Regions from separate parts of the Mus musculus genome. Here region 2 is linked to region 1. A link is a contact called in ENCODE POLR2A ChIA-PET data. All regions are on one chromosome and are shown on one strand. The core of a region is the stretch at or near the end of the contact, and the rest is flanking DNA. Distances in the headings are between cores, read along the strand shown.

The links. ChIA-PET counts read pairs that join two places held with the same protein, here RNA polymerase II (POLR2A).
Region 2: POLR2A ChIA-PET joins it to region 1 with 11 read pairs in Patski. The contact joins the promoter of Zfp61 here to the promoter of Zfp235 in region 1. POLR2A ChIA-PET finds 5 or more read pairs at or near these places in 3 of 5 experiments (Patski and embryonic stem cell).

The regions. Positions count from the first base shown.
Region 1 is chr7:24,130,022-24,133,698 of GRCm38, forward strand. It overlaps Zfp235 (zinc finger protein 235), which reads left to right and starts at 2,351. Exons shown (of 5, transcript NM_019941.3): 1 at 2,351-3,202.
Region 2 is chr7:24,298,126-24,301,316 of GRCm38, forward strand. It overlaps Zfp61 (zinc finger protein 61), which reads right to left and starts at 1,424. Exons shown (of 7, transcript NM_009561.2): 1 at 1,068-1,424; 2 at 149-250.

The sequences.
Region 1 (3,677 bases), core at 1,101-3,600:
TTTATTGGACACATTTCCAAATGGAGGAGAGAACTTCCAGTTCTGGTTTGGTTTCTGTTACTGTGATAATCACTGAACAAAACCATCTTGGGCTGGACCTGCCAATCATAGTCAATCTCTGAAGGAAGCCTGAGTAGGAACCATGGGGGAACACTGCCAACAGGCTTGCTGCTGTCCATGGATTGCTAGGTGTTTGTTTGTTTGTTTGTTTGTTTGTTTGTTTGTTGAGATAGAGCTCTGGCTGTCCTGGAATTCACTGTGTAAACCAGTCTGGGCTCAAATTCACAGATTCCTCCATCCTCTGCCTCCCGAGTGCTGGGATCAAAAGCCAGTCCTGACTGCTCAGCTTGCCTTTTTATATACCTGCGGACCATTTGCCCAGGGCTGGCACCGTTTACAGTGAGTTGGGCCCCTCCCACATCAACCACTAATAATGAAAATGCTTCATAAACTTGCATACAGCCCAGTCTCATGGAGGCATCTCCTCAGCTGAGGCTCCCTCTTCCCTGCAAGTTGACAAATCACAGGTAACTTTAGCCCAAGGGGATCTGGCATCCACTTGTAGCCCACAAGGGCACCTGTACCCACAGACACAGACAGATAGACAGACAGACAGACACACACACACACACTGAACCTGTTTAAGAAGGATTGAATGGGTGTATAACAGTGGAGTAAACACAGTCCATACTCTTGTCTCTGACACAGTATTCTAGACTTAGGTCAATAACCTGAGCTACAAGCTAGAGCAGATCCTGAGACTCCATGGTAAATGGACATGGTTTTGTTATGTTTTAGGGAGGGAGATGGAACAAGAGAGTAGCACTGAGTTGAACTGTCCTCCAAGCAAGAAGCTGACATGTGGCTGCAGCATGGTTGGCTCAGAAGTGGATTGTCAACTCGCTGAGACAAAGTAAGCCGTCTTCCTGTAATATGTCATTTACTTTATTTATGTATTTATTTATTAATTTGTGTTTGCATGCCTCTGTGTGTGTGTGTGTGTGTGTGTGTGTGTGTGAGTGTGTGTGTGTGTACACCAGTGTGCTGCAGCACCTGTGGTAGAGGCAGATGTAAATTACAGAAAGTCAGCTCTCTCCTTCCACTGTGTGTGTTTCAAGGATTGAACTCAGGTCCCCGGGCCTGTACCTGCCAAGGCATTTGCAGGCCACGGGCAGGGTCTCTTGTTTCTGCCACACTAAGAGGTCAGGCTAGCTGGTATGGAGTCTTCTTGCCGGCTTCAATATGGCACTTTGCTTTTATTGTGAGAATCAATAAATGGTTTTCTTTTTTTGTTGTATCTGTAGGTTGTATGGGTGGTGAATATCCAAGGACACAGCATTGGCTATGAGTTAAATCCAGTGTTTCTCAAACCTAGCTTCTGGTGCACTCAAGAAAACAGCTTTTCCAGTTTTACTTACCCTTTGCTTCCAATTAGTGTGTGTGTGTGTGTGTGTGTGTGTGTGTGTGTGTGTGTGTGTGTGCATGTTTGGAAGAAGAAGAGTAATTATGGCACAAATACAGGAGTCACATACGTCAGGTGTCAGTACTACCACTGAGCCAGGCTCCCAGCCCTTCACTGGGGGATTCTAGGCAGGTTGTGGTTTGACTGAGAATGCCCCCATAGCTCATATATTTGAATGCTTAGTCTTCAGGGAGTGGAACTCCTTGAAAGGATTTAAAAGGTGAGCAGGCGTGGCCTTCTTGGAAAAAGTCTATCACTGGGTATGAGCATCAAGATTTTAAAAGCACATGTGAGTCCATTTCTCTTTCTCTGCCTCTCTGCATATGGATCAGGATCTAAGTCTCAGCTACTTCTTCAGCATCATGCCTGCCTGCTGCCATGTTCCTGCTCTGATAAAGGACTAAACCTCTGAAAGTGTAAGCCAGCCCCCAGTTAAATGCTTCCTTTGGTAAGAGTTGCTTGGACTTGTGGTATCTCTTCAAAGCAATAGAACAGTGACCAAGACAGGAGTTGGTACCAGGGACTGGAGTATTGCTGTGACAAGCCTGACCATGCTGTTTGTTGAAGGAATATGGAAGACTTTAGGACTTTCCACTACAAAATTATTAAGTGCTTTTTGATTAGTAGAGCTTAGTGGGTCATCCTAGGAGGAGAATGCAAGACAAGGGCAATTTGAGCTGGGGGTGGGGGGCAGCTCAAGAAGTTTCAGAGGCAAACAGTACATGGCCTAAACCATTCTAGTCATATACTGAGGAAAAAAAGTGGGTGATTTTTGTCCTCATCCTAAAAATCTGCCTGAAGCTAAGTTGATGAGTTTTGTATTACTGGCATAAGCAGGGGAGATTTCCAGACAGCCTTGTGTTGACTGTGTCTTGTGGTTATTAGCAGTCGCTCTCATGGAGATCCAGCATGAGGAGGAGCAAGCCAGACAGAAAGAACTATGCAGTGTGGAGTGTGAGGAGAAAAGAAGCACCGTGAAGGCTTAAGGAAAAGCCTGATTCTGAATGCTATAAAGGGAGTGCTGACCTCAGGGCAACACCCCACCCAGCGAAGCCTCCAGCCTGTGAGAAGGAAGAGGAAAAGCTTCAGCATGAGGGAGGCCATCAGTTCCAGCTTCAGCATGAGGGAGGCCATCAGTTCCAGCTTCAGCATGAGGGAGGCCATCAGTACAGCTTCAGCATGAGGGAGGCCATCAGTTCCAGCTTCAGCACGAGGAAGGCCATCAGTTCCAGAAAGATAGTGGACATAGAATCGGATGGGGCCAAGGTCCAGACCATCGAGCAGCAGAACATGCCAGCTTTGGCCACTTGGTTCTGGCTTTAGAGTCAAGGATACAAGAAACACTTGGTTCTGGCTTTAGAGTCAAGGATACAAGAAAAGGGTTCTTGAGCCTCCCTTAGTAATGAAGGAAATGCCCTGAAGGCAGTTGTAGTATAGGAGAGTTCCTGCATAGTGGCCAAGAGAGGGCATTGAGTGAAGCTGTGAACCTGGATTATGTCGGAGACCACAAGATGTTGAAGATGCCAGAACTATGGGATCCCAGCTGCAGAGAGCTGCAGACTGAGGTGAAACCAGCCTGAGAGAGACAAGTGTGTTACAGCCAACATAGCCGAAAGAGTAAAGCATCTGAAGAGTGCTTTGACATCAGCATGGAGATGCAGAGTTTGGCCTCCACCTTTGGTTTTTAGTCTTGCTATGGTCCAGTGTTTCCTCACTATACTGCCTTCCCATTAAGAAATGGTAAAGTATATTTTATGCCATAACACATTGGATTATGTGGTCTGCTTTTTGATTTTGATTTTACAGGGAATTACAATGAAGAGATTGTCATGAGTATCATAAAAGTTTGACATTTAGATTTTTAAAAAATATTGGGATTGCAATAGATGGTGGGGACTTTTGAAGTTGGGCTGAACGCATTTGGCATTATGATATGGGCAAAGGCTTATCGAGACAGGTAGCAGAGTGTGATGGTTTGACTAACAGTGGCCCCCATACATCTATGTATTTGAATGATTGGAAATAGCAGGGAGCCATGCTTTCTGCCATGTTAATGGACTAAGCCTCTGAAACAAGCTTTGATCATGGTGTCTCTTCATAGCAGTAGAATAGTGACCCAGACACCCTGTGCTCTACCATCACTCCCACAGCCTGTGACTGGAGGATTCTATTCAGGGACTCTGCCTCTGCTGCTGAATCAGGCTCCTATAGCTGA
Region 2 (3,191 bases), core at 174-2,673, 170 kb after region 1:
GTCACTCTCCTTCCTGTCCCATCGGGAAGGTCTGTGGCCCAAGTTCAAAGTAGGACAAGGATGTTCGTGTGCTTGCTTCCGAGTTGTGGTGCCTGGTGGTCTCTTCGGGGTTTCTGCCATCTGGGCACAACACTCTGTATAGACTCACCTCTAATAAAAGTTAATCCCAGGTGTACGACCCACACATCCTCCAGCGTCAGCCAATCTTAGTCACTTATGGCTTCCAGCACTGCTTTTTGGGAAGTCAGGGCTGCAGGGAAACCAAAAATTGTAAAATTATAAAATTCCCTACATTACATCTCACAGTTCCTGCCCCAGTACCTGCTGCAAGCAGCCAGCTCCTTCCTCTAAAGGTCATAGATGGGTCACAACTGTGACGGCCAAGAACTGGATGAAGTATTACTATGGTCTCTCCATGAGACCTGCATGCCAGGCAGTTTTGAGTGTTTCACCATCCTTTTTTTTTTTTTTTTCTCTCCAAGTATGCTACTAGGAAGGTCTAATGTCTGTCTTTTGCAGAACACCCAAGATATGCACAGAGAGATCTGCTAGTGCGGCAGGGGCAGAAGCAGAGCCGACTAGGGGGTGGAGAAGGTGGGCGCCGCGGGAGCAGGGAGGGAGCTGCAGAAGGGGAGCGGTGGCCGCAGGCGGAGAGGGGGGCTGCAGGAGGGAGGTGGCTGCAGGAGTGAGGGGGACTACAGGAAGGGAGAGGGGGCTTCAGAGAGGAAAAGAGGGCTGCAGGGAGGGAGGGGGGTAACGAGGGGAGAGGGAAACTGCAGAAGGGGAGGGCTGCTGCAGGCGGGAGGGCTGCTGCGGGCCGGAAGAGGGGGTCTGAGGGCAGGGAGAGTGGGTTGCAAGAAAGGGCTGCAGGACCAGAGAAGGAGATTGAAGGCAGGAGAGGGCTGCGGGCAGGAGGGGAGGGGAGCTGCGGAATGGGAGAGAGAGGGCTGCAGGCAGGGAGAGGGGGCTGCGGGGACGGGGCGGGGCGGGGGCACTGCAGAAGCCGCTCGCGCCGAGGGCCTGCAGGCACCAGGACGCTCCCTCCGGAGCTCGCCGCTGCTCCTTACCTTTCAAACCTCGCTCCTTCCTTTTCACCCGAGACGCAATTGCTGTCGATCTCAGAAGCATCTAGCGGGTCATTCTGGAGGTTCCTGGCTAAAATAACTCAAATCCAGGGGGACAGATGGCTACAGGCTAGCCTGAAGCCGACGAGTTCCCAGAATTCCGCGTGGAGAAACCGTGCGTGACGCTCGGCTCCCTCAGTGGTAACGGAAGTGAGGATGCAGAGGCGCGGGTGGCCGGTCCCGAAGCTAGGGGAGGAGCACCATCCTCCCGTATTGGATTTCCCTGTTGTTTTTCATTTCCCATACTCCCTAAGAAAGTCTTGGACAGCAACGTCTTTACATTGGAGGATGTCTGCCTTAGGACGTATAGGCTTTGGCGCTGGAGAGATGACGTGGTGCGGAGAGCGCTACTAACTGCGGAGCTCAAAACCGTAGTTGCTCCAGCTCCGGAGGACCCGTCGCTCTCTCGTGGCGTCCTCGAGCACTGCATGTACAAGGTACACAGACAAAACATGCAGAGAAAACATCCATAAATAAATAAATAAATAAATAAATAAGTGAGTGAATAAATAAACTTTCCAAAATACTAAAATAAATAAATAAATAAAATAAATCATTTATTGGTGTGTTCATGCATGCGTGGGGAGCGTGCGTGCATGTTATGTGAGACCCCCGAAACTGGGGAGACCTCCGCTCAAGTCCCGGGATGAGCTGGCACCCCAATAAAACCACACCTGATGCAAAACCACAAGAGGCTTTATTGTCAGCTAGCTGAGGACCGCGCAGGGCAGGGGAGTTCGGCCCCCAGAGGTAACAGTAGGGGGGGGGTCTTTTAAAGGAAAAGTGAGGAATTGGGAGGAGTTGGGAGGAGAGTTGGCAACAGTTCTTCTCTGGCGAGGTGGGGGAGTGAGCTATAGCTCCTCTCCTGTGTCTATCTCCGTGTCCTTGGCACAGGGAGCCAAGCAAGGGCCTGGCTAGGTCTTCCTACAATTATCGCATCTCTGGTTGTAAGGCACAGAAAAAAAAAAAAAAAAAAAAAAAAAAAGCTTTTTGCTGGCTATAGAGAACAAAGAGCTTCTTTCTGGCTGTATCCCCAGAGATCGGGGAAAACGGGCTTGGGGGAACGCTCGGGGTCTCACAGTTACAGCGCAAATGAGGAAGTCATAGGACAGCGTACAGGAGTAAATCTCCTTGCAGTCACTATGTGGGTGCAGGGGACCCAACTCAGGTTGTCAGGCTGGGCAACAGGAGTGTTTACCTGCTGAGCCACCTTGCCAGCCCTTGAAAACTCATAAACCCCAGCACAAGAGCCAACTTTTTAAAAGGAGTGAAGATTCAAACATGGTTCAGCAATTTCAATAGAAATAAGAGTAGCAAACATGGACATGTTTATCTTTAGAATTTTTTTTAAAGAAATGGATATAGGCAAATTACCTTGTGGGGGGAAAATGATAACATGTGAGAACTGAACTATCGCATGTTGATGGCAAGAATACAAAGCGGACAGCTGTGTATTTTTTAAAGTTGCTCTTAGAAAAGTTAAATATATTACCATTGATCAACGTAGTAGTAATTCTAGATGTAAATGGCTGGCTGTTTCACAGCATAACCCATTCTCTTAACTCCCTCCTTCCAGTTTCCAGCCCAGGCCCCTTCAAACATTTCTCCCGGCCACTCCTCCCTCAGTTTTCCAACAGCGTAAACAGTCCTTCTCCGGCTTTCCCCATTCTAACCGCTCCAAGCTATAACATCGGCTCTGCCTGTCTACTCAGCTCAGCTTCTCCTGGCTCAGCTGTCTCAGAGTTCCTTCTGTCCCTACTGCCTTCTCCTCTACCCCGCCCCTTCGCTTCTACTAGCTCCGCCCCGGCCCCGCCCCCGGCCCCTTCTCCGCCAAAACTGGCTTTGTTCTCCTTGGTCTCCTGAAGTTTCTCAGTCCCTGCTTCTTTACAAGAAATGATGGAAGCTGTTGCCTATACAGTGAGAGCTTGCCTTTATTTCATTAGCTTGTTTCTCATCATTTTCTTTTCAATCAACTGAGCTCCGTGTTTATTTCACTGACTTTAGACTCAAGTTGGAGATAGTTACTGTGGCCCATAGCTGACTCAGAAACCACTTTTGGCATAAAAA